2 separate regions of the Homo sapiens genome follow, and region 2 is linked to region 1. The links are chromatin loops, found by intact Hi-C in ENCODE. Cell type or tissue: HCT116. All regions are shown on one strand. Each heading gives the region's core, and the rest is flanking DNA. Links, peaks and the distances in the headings are about the cores only. Region 1 has its middle 110 kb from the start of SLC7A1. Region 2 has its middle 15 kb from the start of MTUS2.

Region 1 (5,379 bases), core at 93-5,092:
GTCTAGACCCAACATCCAGCTCCCAGGACAGAGCCTGCCCCTAAACAGCAAGAACCCAACCACCTTCCACATGGGGCAATCCCTGACCACACTGGGATAGGTGGTCCAAATTGGCTTTATTAGTGAATTCAGAACACAAACAATTCATAGAAAAATCAGTGGATTTCTTAGAGAATTTAGGCTCAAGGCTGATGCAGAGGTCTCATCAGAGACAGATTAGGGAAAGATGATTTCTTGGTTGCTATATATAATTTTTCCTTTTGCACGGTGCCATTCCAAGGCAGCCTAAATACATTCTGTTTGCAGTGCTGGCAGGGTGTGGTAGAGTATCTTGCATGTGGTGGGCCCTCAATACTATGTTTGGTGATAGAGAGATTTCCTTATTTGATCAAGCCTTGCTGCATCCAGGAGGGAATCAATAGTTAAAAATGTCTGCTGCTGAATTGCTTCTCAGGCTCATTTGCCGGCGGTGAGTGACAGAGGGTGTTGCCAAGCAGGCTTAACTTCTATCTGCACCCGACAGATACCTATAATTAAAAAATTATACATTTTGTATTTACTTACAAACACTGAAGCAATTTTCAGAGTGTCAAAAACAGCCTGGGAGAGAGCATCGCAGTGAGAGGTGACATTGAGCCAGGTGCATTAAGAGCACAACAATAAATAATCACGTTGCCCTTTTCAGAGCTGCGACGCATGACCCGTCCAATTAAGCCTCCTGCAGTCTCCTTCTGATGGCCCATAGTTCACAACATCCTTCCCACATTTGTTATAACAGCTTTGTTTTCTGTATCCGCTTTCTTTCACAGTTTGCACCCCATGCAGTCAAATTTCGTGCTTCCAAAATGAAAAATAAAACGGCTAGTTCTCGTCTCTTTGGGGGAAATTAGTCTTATTTCTCCCATAAATCATAAGCATGCTTCAGCCGTAAACAGAGCATTAGCAACTCTGGAAGTACATTAACTTTCGGGTATTGGCAAGACCTGAGGTTACTGAGAGTGATTTATTTGTTGATTTTGACTTAGGGAGGGGAAGGCAGGTAGCTGCAGAGTGGGTGGGAGGTGTGGATTATTAACCATTTCAGTAGAAGGAAGTAAGTTCTCATCCGGGCAGCCCCGGTTTATGCTGGTTGTCACAGCATAAGTATTAAGAGCATCCCTTTCCCTCTAAAAGTGTCCCAGCTTGGATGATAAATTATATGGTCACTCTGATTAAAGTGCAGTGAAAATAAGGAGCAAAATCTTGTTTTGTGAATGAAGCCAGACACAAAAGGCCACATGTTGTGTGATCTCATTTATATGAAATGTCCAGAATAAGCAAATCCATAGAGGCAGAAAGTGGATTAGTGGTTGCCAGGGGCTGGGGGTTCCTGGGGGAAATGGGAAATGATTGCTAATGGGTATGAGATTTCTTTTTGGGGTGAGAGAAATGTTCTAAAATTGATTGTGGTGATGGCTGCATGACTCTGTGAATATCCTAAAAACCATTGAATTGTACATGTTAAATGGGCACATGGGATGGCACATAGATTATAGGTCAACAAAGCTGTTCTATTAAAACAAAAGTTAAAAAAAAAGTTAAACTACATAAATCCCACAAAGGGAAAACAAACAAACAAACAAAAAGCTTGCATTCTGTCTTTCTGCTCATGAGCACTCTACCCTCTCAGGGCTGGTCCCTCTGAAACAGCTGATTCATTTGAAGGATGTGGTGGCACATGCGGGGATCTGCAGGGCCAGCCTCTTGCATACAACTGTATTTTTATGACCTTGTTGGAGCAAGAAAGGGAGCGTGAGTTTCCCACAGTCATTGCTGAACATCAAGGTGTGTGCGTTGGCCTTTAAATGGCAGGGGAGCTGGCCGGGGGACCAGCAGGAACATCAGGTACATAAAGAGCCCAGCAATGACGGCTTGGCTGGAAGGAAGAAGACGGAGGATTCTGATAGGGACTCACCCTTGCCCAGTCATGTCCAATGCCACTGAGTTCCCATTTAGGGAGAAGAAGAGAGGAGTTATAGGATGTGTGTGAAGGTAGGCGTGGGGGGGAGCAGGAGTTTCAGCCTCCCCAGAGGAATTGAGCCCATGATTCCGCAGGTAGCACAGGGGTGGGGCCAGATCTGCCCTCTGAGGTCAGGAACTCTAGGGAACACAGGACAGCCACTGAGGGGCCTCTTGATGCTTAGACCTCTCAGCCTAGTGCTTTGAAAGGGATTATGGGACCTAGAATGAGCCCTGTTCCTGATCCATCTCCCAGCATTGGGATCCTCCTTCAAAAGAAGGGAGTTGAAACGTGTGAGGAAACTAAACATTAACCCTGCACATTTGTATATCCTCACCCCCTAGAACAGAGTCTGGCGCTCAGGAGTATGTGGTTGGACAGATGCACAACACACAGGGTTCAGATGAGCTGATAAGGTTCCCTGGGGTAGCCTGTGTCCCAACCCAAGGCCCAGGGCATTTGGTCTGGGTCACCAACAGAGGGTGCTAGACACCTTCAGAACAAGGCTGGGTCTGGGGCCGGGGCCTCTCTGGAGGTGATGGAGTTCTCTCCTCATTGCAGACAGAGGTGGAGCCGGGGCAGGACTTGAGCCCCAGTATCCACACATTCAGCGAAGGGAGGAGACAAACCTGTTCCCTGCTTGGGCATTTCCCCAGCATCACAAAAGGAAAACCAACCCCTTGAGTGGATAGAGGATAGGATCTGTGTTGGGTTTGCTCACTGGTCTATCCCCAAGGGCCTGCACACAGTGCCTGGACAGAGAGGGCATGTGAGAGTAGGAGGGAATGTGGGAAAACCAGACAGGAGCGGGGCCACAGTGTTCTGAGGCTTTATCTCTGGCCTTTGCCTAGTGAGTCTTGGAAACAAGAGTTACACATGAACTCCTGTACACCACACAGTGGAGTCTGTGCCTGGCCTGGTCTTTCAGCCGGATAGAGCTAGGTACGGACAAGGCCCAAGCAGGTCTCACTAGCTTGGCAGAGAGGACAATTTCCAGGAACTTGCACCTCTTCACACCACCCCATTCCCCAAACCAAGTCCACAAAAACAGAGGAGACAAAGCAAAGAAGGAACAGAGCAAAAATGAGATCAAAACCCTCCTACAGAGGGCCAGCACTTTAGGCCACCATGTCTTCAGGTGAGAGTGTCCATTTGATGTTTTGAGAGTCAGAGATGGGGCTGCTGGGGCCACAGGTGAATCCAGGAATGGAAGAAATGGAACTGAATGCATCTTCTGTTGAGCTGCTCGTCATATAGTTTTCTGTGTTTCACATACTTGTCTATTTTTCCCTTTATTGCAAGGAAATACTCGTTGTGTGCAAGGAAATCAGCAGGAAAAGAGGGCAGTTAGGAGTCAATGGGAGAGCCAGACAAACAAGGGAATGCTGTTCTTCAGAAGACGAAGCCTGGCAACTACCACCCAGGGCTGGCGGTGAAACACTAACACATCCGCAGGCATCCCCTCTGTGGGAAGCAGTCTTGCCACGTGCAAGGTTGCTCAAGGACAAATGTTGTAAGGACAAATCAAAAGAGCTTATGATGTTGTCCAGTGCGAGTCGCTCACAGTAGCACATTCTGCTGAGAGGGTCGGGTGTTATAACAGTGAATTGATGAGGAGGAGTTGAAAAGTTTCTTTTTCCTGTGGGTTTAGAGTTCCCGCATAAGCTTGAACAGTTGAAAGTGCTTGTGAATTCCTTATTTTTTGTTTTAAATTCTCCTGAGACATGTTCCATAGGATCTTAGGATTTTAGAATGGAAAGGAAAAAACAATGAGACTTTCAAAGTCTCTTCCTTATATTTACAGCTGGAGAAAGCCAAACACTGTGGTGGCTAGTGTCTGACCCACACCTCAATACACACACCACACACACATACTCACTTATCCACTCACACAGAGAAAAAAGAGTAGTAAGGATGAATCTTCCTGATATTAAATACCAACCAAAGGCCATTGCTTTGCATCTTGTTTATGGCTCTGCAGCTCATGTTAGGGGCCCAGCTCTCCCAGTGGCTGTCGAGTTCCCTGAGCACCACCAGCCCTCTTGCCAGAGAGTGTGAGTCTTGGCCATGTGGTGCCTCCCTTGCTTCTCAAGGACTTGGAAAATGTTCTTAGAGTGAAACTAGAAAAATTTACCCATAAAGGATTAGCCATCTGTGAGAAATAACTAAGAAGAATTATTGGTAAACATGTCACCAAAGACATTGGAAACATCCAAAACTCAAGCTGACTCAAGGAGGAAATGCAGCCTCTGGTGATAATAGAGTATGAGGGGTCCTAGCCATGCCCTGTTTGGAGAAGGGCAGTGAGAATCCACAGGATGGCTTGCTCTGTAGGCCAAAGGCATGGAGAAAAGGGTGGAAGTCAGGGAAGCCAGGCTCACCTCCCCTTCTCCCCACACACAGGGAGCTGGGGTGCTGGTTAAACCTCCAGAAGCCACCCAGCAAGTCTGTCCCCAGAGTCAGGAGGGAGATTCCCTCCCAGCACCTGGGCCAGGAGAACATTCTGAATGTCGACCAACACCAGCATCTGATTTTCTGCCCTGGAACTGTCTACAGAGGCAGAATGCCCTGAGCAGGTGGTGGCCTCCCCTTCTCAGTGCATTTCTCACTGTAAGTGCATAACTTGTTACTCTGGGGTGGGGGAAGTATAAATAGTAAAACAGGCCCAAGACAAGAGCAGTGCTCTCTTTATTAGTTTTCTGGGGCTACTGTAACAAATGACCACAAATTGAGTGACTTAAAACAACAGAAATTCATTCTCTCACAGTTCTGGAAGTCAACAGTTGGGAATCAAGGTATCAGAAAGGTCACACTTCCTCTGAAGGTTCTAGGGAATAATCCCTGTTTGCCTCTTTCAGCTCCTGGTGGCTCCAGGCTTATTGGCTTGTGGCTGCATCACTCCAGTCTCTGCTTCCTTCTTCAGGCAGCCTTCTCCCCTGTGCATCAAATCTCTCCCAACTTTCTCTTAATAAGGATACCTGTCATTGGACTTAGGGCCCACCCTAAATCCAGGATGATTTCATCTCAAGATCCTTAACTTAATGACATCTGTAAAGACACTTTTTCTAAATAAGGTCACAGTCACAGGTTAGAACTTGGCCATATCTTTTTGGGGGCCATGATTCAACCCACTACACTGACCCACATCAGTGTCCCAGGCCTGCCATGCTAGGTCAGCCTCTGGGGGATGCACATTTTCACAGGGATAGCCAACCCATGGAACTGTGCGGGGCAAACTGCCTTCATCAAGGTTGCCCCTTGTTGTAGCATCGTGCTCTTATTTTAAGCTAATTTTGCTGACCACTTCAGCTCTGTCATTGCATGCGAAAATGCACCCGTGAAGTTGTCCCTAGCTGGTCCCCACTGCCTGCAAACCAAAT
Region 2 (5,379 bases), core at 267-5,266, 900 kb after region 1:
TGGGTTGGTCTTTTTATAATCCACACTTTTACTGATGATGCAGCCCTTAAAGGCTTTATGCAGAGATTTTAGCTCCGACATCTCCGGTTGTAGAAACCAAAGATCTAATCTTCTACCCACAAAACATCAAAACCCTAGTTTATAGGTCATCTATTTATTGAGTACTGTACCCACTTACTTACCACTCTGGCCTCATCTTTCTCTTTTTCTTTTAGTGCCTGGCTTACTTTCTTGTGAATTTAGCTATGCATTTAAATGTGTCATTATGGCCTGAGTTCTCCTAAATGCAGACCATGAGACAAAATCTTATGTGCAGGTAATTTATTTGGGAAATGATCCCAGGGAACAGCAAAAAGACATGAGTGAAGGGGGGAAAAACAATATTAAAATTCATTATCAAGTTAGCCACTGCTCCAGATGACTTATGCTTGATCTTGCTGGGCTCTTATAAAATGCATCACAGATACATCTCCTTGCGTCGCTCATATCTCTTGTGCTTCCTACTAAACTCAATTCGTAAAATAGTTCCATTCTCAGTGGCAGCCAGCAGTAATCTCTAAAAAGCCTTAATACCAGTGGGTTAGAGGACCAAGCTACAGCCTCTTCTGTTGTGCCTGGTGCCTAGAAGGTAACTGATAATGAACATTTTCCTCCTCTATTTTCCATTCCAGATTTTCTTTACCTCTGCCAAGACTTTGGCCAGGCTAGTTTACTTGTCAGGTGGGGCTTGGCCCCTTAGTGGCCTTGTCTCTGTTTAGCCATGACCTCTTCAATTGCCCATTCATTGCTGTTGCTGGTCATGGAAGCACTCCCCTGCATTCTGGCATACTCCTGCCCACCTTGCGCAGCAACAATTGTAGCTCCTCACGATAACCAGGATCAACATCTCCTGCCAGAATAATAACTACTTTCTTTGCCTGCTGGTCTATTGGCATGGGAAGCTCAAAGTGACCAGATGGTAGTTGTACCTTCAAGTTCTTTGGAACTATTGCAGTGATCAGAGCCTCTAATCCAGCAAAGTCCAAGGTTTCAGAGGAAGCACACATTATGAGTGGGTCACTGGGAGTATTGATGAGAGGACCTACTCCTTCTTCTGTTCTGTGGTTCTTGGACCAATATATTTTAGCTATTGACCACACAGCACCACATTAGCCAATAGGTTAGCACACATACCTGAGAAGGTTTTGCCACAAAATATATGTATATACGTGTGTGGGCATGCAGGTTTGTGAGTGTATGTATAAGCTTCTTATTCCTGGAGGAGGGTCTGTATTTTTCTGCTCAGGCCGAGCTGAAAGCCAACATTGGGTACCAGCATGGAGGCAATGGCGGGACCACGTGGGCAGATCTTGAAGAGCACAACACCACGTCATGGGGCATAAGCCTTAGGTGATATTTACACAGGAAATCAAGCAAGTGGAGTTTTCTCTCCTCTAGCAAGAGGGAATGACCTGCTTCTACCAGCCCAGATGTTCAAGGAAATCTAGGGATTCAAAATACTCAGGCTTGTCAGCCCTAACATCCCTATCCAAGACCTCAGGACCTTCTTGTCTTGTATCAGAGCCCTGATTCTGACACGGGAGACCAGTTGAGGCTGTGCCATCAGTCTCCTGGGAAGCTCTGCCACAATCCTTATAATTATTTTCCCCAAACTGTTACATTTTAAACATACTTCAAATCTCAATGCTTTCATTTCCATTTTTGCCTCAGTCTAATCCATCAGATGAGAGAATCTTTTTTTTTTTTTTTTTTTTTTTTTTGAGACGGAGTCTCGCTCTGTCGCCCAGGCCGGACTGCGGACTGCAGTGGCGCAATCTCGGCTCACTGCAAGCTCCGCTTCCCGGGTTCACGCCATTCTCCTGCCTCAGCCTCCCGAGTAGCTGGGACTACAGGTGCCCACCACCGCTCCCGGCTAATTTTTTGTATTTTTAGTAGAGACGGGGTTTCACCTTGTTAGCCAGGATGGTCTCGATCTCCTGACCTCATGATCCACCCGCCTCGGCCTCCCAAAGTGCTGGGATTACAGGCGTGAGCCACTGCGCCCGGCCAAGAGAATCTTATTAATTTTGGTGCCACTGCGTACCAGGATTATCACTCTCAATGTATGCTAGCAATGGAGTCCTTATTGCTGTCTGACTGGAAAGTGATCCAGCCAAAATCCCATCCTGAGGGGCTGTTTTCCAGAGCTACTTCTAGAACTGTCTTAGCACAGGTTGCCCTAAAAGCAGAGAACGAGGGGGTGTAAGAGGAAGTTCATGTTCAAGTAGATTACTGGGTAAATGATCCCAAAAAGCAGCTATATAGAAGGCAGTTGTAGAACATGGAAGGAGGTCATGTAAAATATTGGATGCTTTATTGAGTTGGCCACTCAGAAGGTGAATGGCATCGGATCTTTCCAGGTCCTTTGAAAGAACATGTTATAAAACGCATCTCAGAGCACCTCTGCCTGGTGGCGGCACCGTCTGAAACATAAGGAGCGCCCTCTGGTGGCCACACCGCCTGGGAAGTGAGGAGCGCCTCTGCCCAGCCGCTGTGCAACCCTCCAGGTGTGAAGTGGCAGCCTTGTGTGTGATCTTTCTGCCCTCCTCAAGTTTGCATTTTCCACAGTAAAGTTTACTTTTAAATTAGAAGATTTAAATTGGGGAAGATTAAAAAATGCGTCTCAGAAATATCCTCCTGGGAGATGAAAGGGGACACTCTTTTAGCCACTGGCTTCCATTTTCTATTGGTCAAGGGCGGTGCAGGAGTTTTAACTCACCCACTCAGCTAGAGTGTGCATGTGTGAGAGATGAGAAGTGTCTACAGGTACCCCATGCCATGATGCCAGAGATTCTTCAGGGAGGAAAGCGAGAGATCCACAGGGCATAATCAAGGTGAGGGTACTGCCTGGTTACACTGGCATGAGGCTGGTCTAAGCCTCTTGAAATCGGTTGCTGCAACAGCAGCTGGAACAAACAGTGGGACCAAGGGAATTTGCAGAGATCTCACAAGCAGCATCCATCACAGCTATTCATTGGATATTTTATAGTATTTTAAAGTATTTAAGTCAGGAGTTTTTTTTTTCCTAGAATATGCAGTCTCTCTAAATCTGGAAGGAGAATAACCACACTAGTCTCTGTGCATGTGTCTATGGAGTTGGCTTGAGAAGTCTCACAGTGGGATGGGAAAAGCACCAAATATGTCAAAGCCAGAAGATATTTTTTCTGGTCTTACATTGGCTATATAACCTGAGCAGGTTACTTAGCTTCTGTGAGGCACAGTTTCTCCATCAAAAAGGAAGGGGAATAAGAAAAACTGTGTCACCTCCCTTGTAGGACAGGAATCAAAGATGTAATAAATGCAAGTGTGTTTTATAAACTGAAAAATGCCATACATATATAATTTATGATAATTATAAACATTAAGGCATATTCTTGGTGACCTGGCTGTCCTCTGCACTCCCAGAACAAAACCCACACTGAGACTTGGGCTGTTGATAAGAAAAAAATTGACATGAGATGGATGCTTTCGAGGAGAGAGAAAAAAGTAACCAGATGTGATAGTATTCTTTACAATGAAGCAGACGTGTTCCAGTCACATAAAATGTGACCAGAAGCAAGGTAAATGGAACCCTTGTGCACTGTGATGTGAATATGAGATGGTACAGCCACTGAAGAAAACAGTGTGGAGGCTCCCCAGAAAACTAAAGACAGAACTACCATATGCTCCAGCAATTTTTCTTCTGGGTATATTCCCAAAAGAATGGAAAGCAGGGACTCAAACAGATATACGCACACCCATGTTAATAGTAGCATTATTTACACCAGCCAAAAGGGAAAAGCAACGAAGTGTCTGCTGATGGGTGAATGGATAAACCAAATATGATCTATCCCTACAATGGAATATTATTCAGCCAAAAAAAAAAAAATCCTGATACATGCCACAACATGGATGAACCATGAGGACATTATGCTAAATGAAATAAGCCAGTCACAAAAAGACAAATACTGTACAATTCCACTCATACAAGGTACCTAGACTAGTCAAGTTGATGGAGACAAGAAGTCGGATGGTGGTTGCCAGGGGCTGGGGGCAGGGGGAATGTGGAGTTGATGTTTAATGGGTACAAAGTTTTAGTTTCACAAAATGGAAAGAGTTCTGGAGGTGGATGGTGGTGATTGTTGCACAACAATGTAAATGTACTTAACACTGTTTAAAAATTGTTACGGTGGTAAATTTTATGTGTATTTTACCATAATTTTTAGAAACGTAACCAGGGATTGAAATAATATAGAAGGCAAAGGGGCGATTTTCACAAGAGCACCCACGGCATCAAGGATCAATGGGATCTTTGTCTTCCTAGGCGTTTTGTCCTGGATCTGCGTAAGGCTGGGGGTGTGTGTGCAGGCATCTCCATCCAGTGATGGGGAGCCATACCTCCCCATTTCAAACACACTGCCCAGCTCCTGGGTACGTGTGCCCCATAAGTCCTGCTCCACATACAGAGGCTCAGGACCGCCCAGCTTCTCCTCATCCTTCCGCTGCTGCTTTGCCACCACCAACCTGGTTCCAGGGAGAATGGTAATCCTTTCATCCTGAGCAGGGAAAATGGAACAGAACAACCAAAGGCCCAAAGGCAGACCACTCTAGCTTCTGGCCGTGTTGCTTAGAGCCAGCCTTAACTGTCTTTCCTCCCTTAGCAGGGTTCATGACACATTGCCTGCAGTTACTAAATACCATCAACACCGCCTCCTCCAATGTAGATTACATAGTTGGTTACCGTTCTTGAAAATGGCCTATGATTTACTTTTGGCTTTAATATTCAAGAGCTGAAGGACTTCTTTTTGTTCTTCTAAAATTTGGTTACAATTTGGAGTACTATAGCTAACACCCTAAAGAAAAAAAAGGCATAAACTGCGTTGGCTGTTTTTGTCTCAATAATGCACACTCCTTTTGTAAGTTTGCCTTGAAAGTCTGTTTTTACTGAGATTTGAGATTGCTCTGCTTTTTGTTTTCTAGTGGCAAAAATTATGGGAAATGAAACAAAATCATAAATTCTGTCCCTAGACCTGTGGTAAATTCCCCCAGGCAATTATGTTTGCTGTGGCGAAAACATTAGTAAAATAAAATGCCTGCAACCCTCTTTGTGCTATTTAAATTTCAAATGCATTATAAGTCCCTTGGGAATATGACATTAATTTAGGGCTATAACTAAAATTCCGTATTTTAAAAAACATGTTATTTGCTTCCCTTTGCTTTTTTTATATACTTAATAGTGGATTAAACTTTAGTTATTATGGCAAAGCCTATTGGAAAGTGTACACATGGATTTTACCACAGAATTTGCCGTAGAGCACACAAAGAATCCTTTTCAGGAAACCTGATCTATTCAAACTAGTT

Evidence for each region. Peaks named below come from ENCODE experiments on the same cell type or tissue, not always from the same donor. Only the 100,000 strongest peaks of a DNase experiment are listed, where the experiment ranks them.
Region 2: it touches region 1 in a loop (9-fold over the local background); 2 of 110 quality-filtered maps call a loop at or near these places.

The regions. Positions count from the first base shown.
Region 1 is chr13:29,705,190-29,710,568 of GRCh38, reverse strand. No RefSeq gene overlaps it. Among named protein-coding and RNA genes, the nearest start is that of SLC7A1, 110 kb to the right of the region's middle. In HCT116, for the core only: a CTCF peak has its summit at 2,462 (motif pointing right); a DNase peak (open chromatin) is centred at 2,468; H3K27me3 peaks cover 154 bases.
Region 2 is chr13:28,802,509-28,807,887 of GRCh38, reverse strand. No RefSeq gene overlaps it. Among named protein-coding and RNA genes, the nearest start is that of MTUS2, 15 kb to the left of the region's middle. In HCT116, for the core only: a CTCF peak has its summit at 2,484 (motif pointing left); a DNase peak (open chromatin) is centred at 2,496.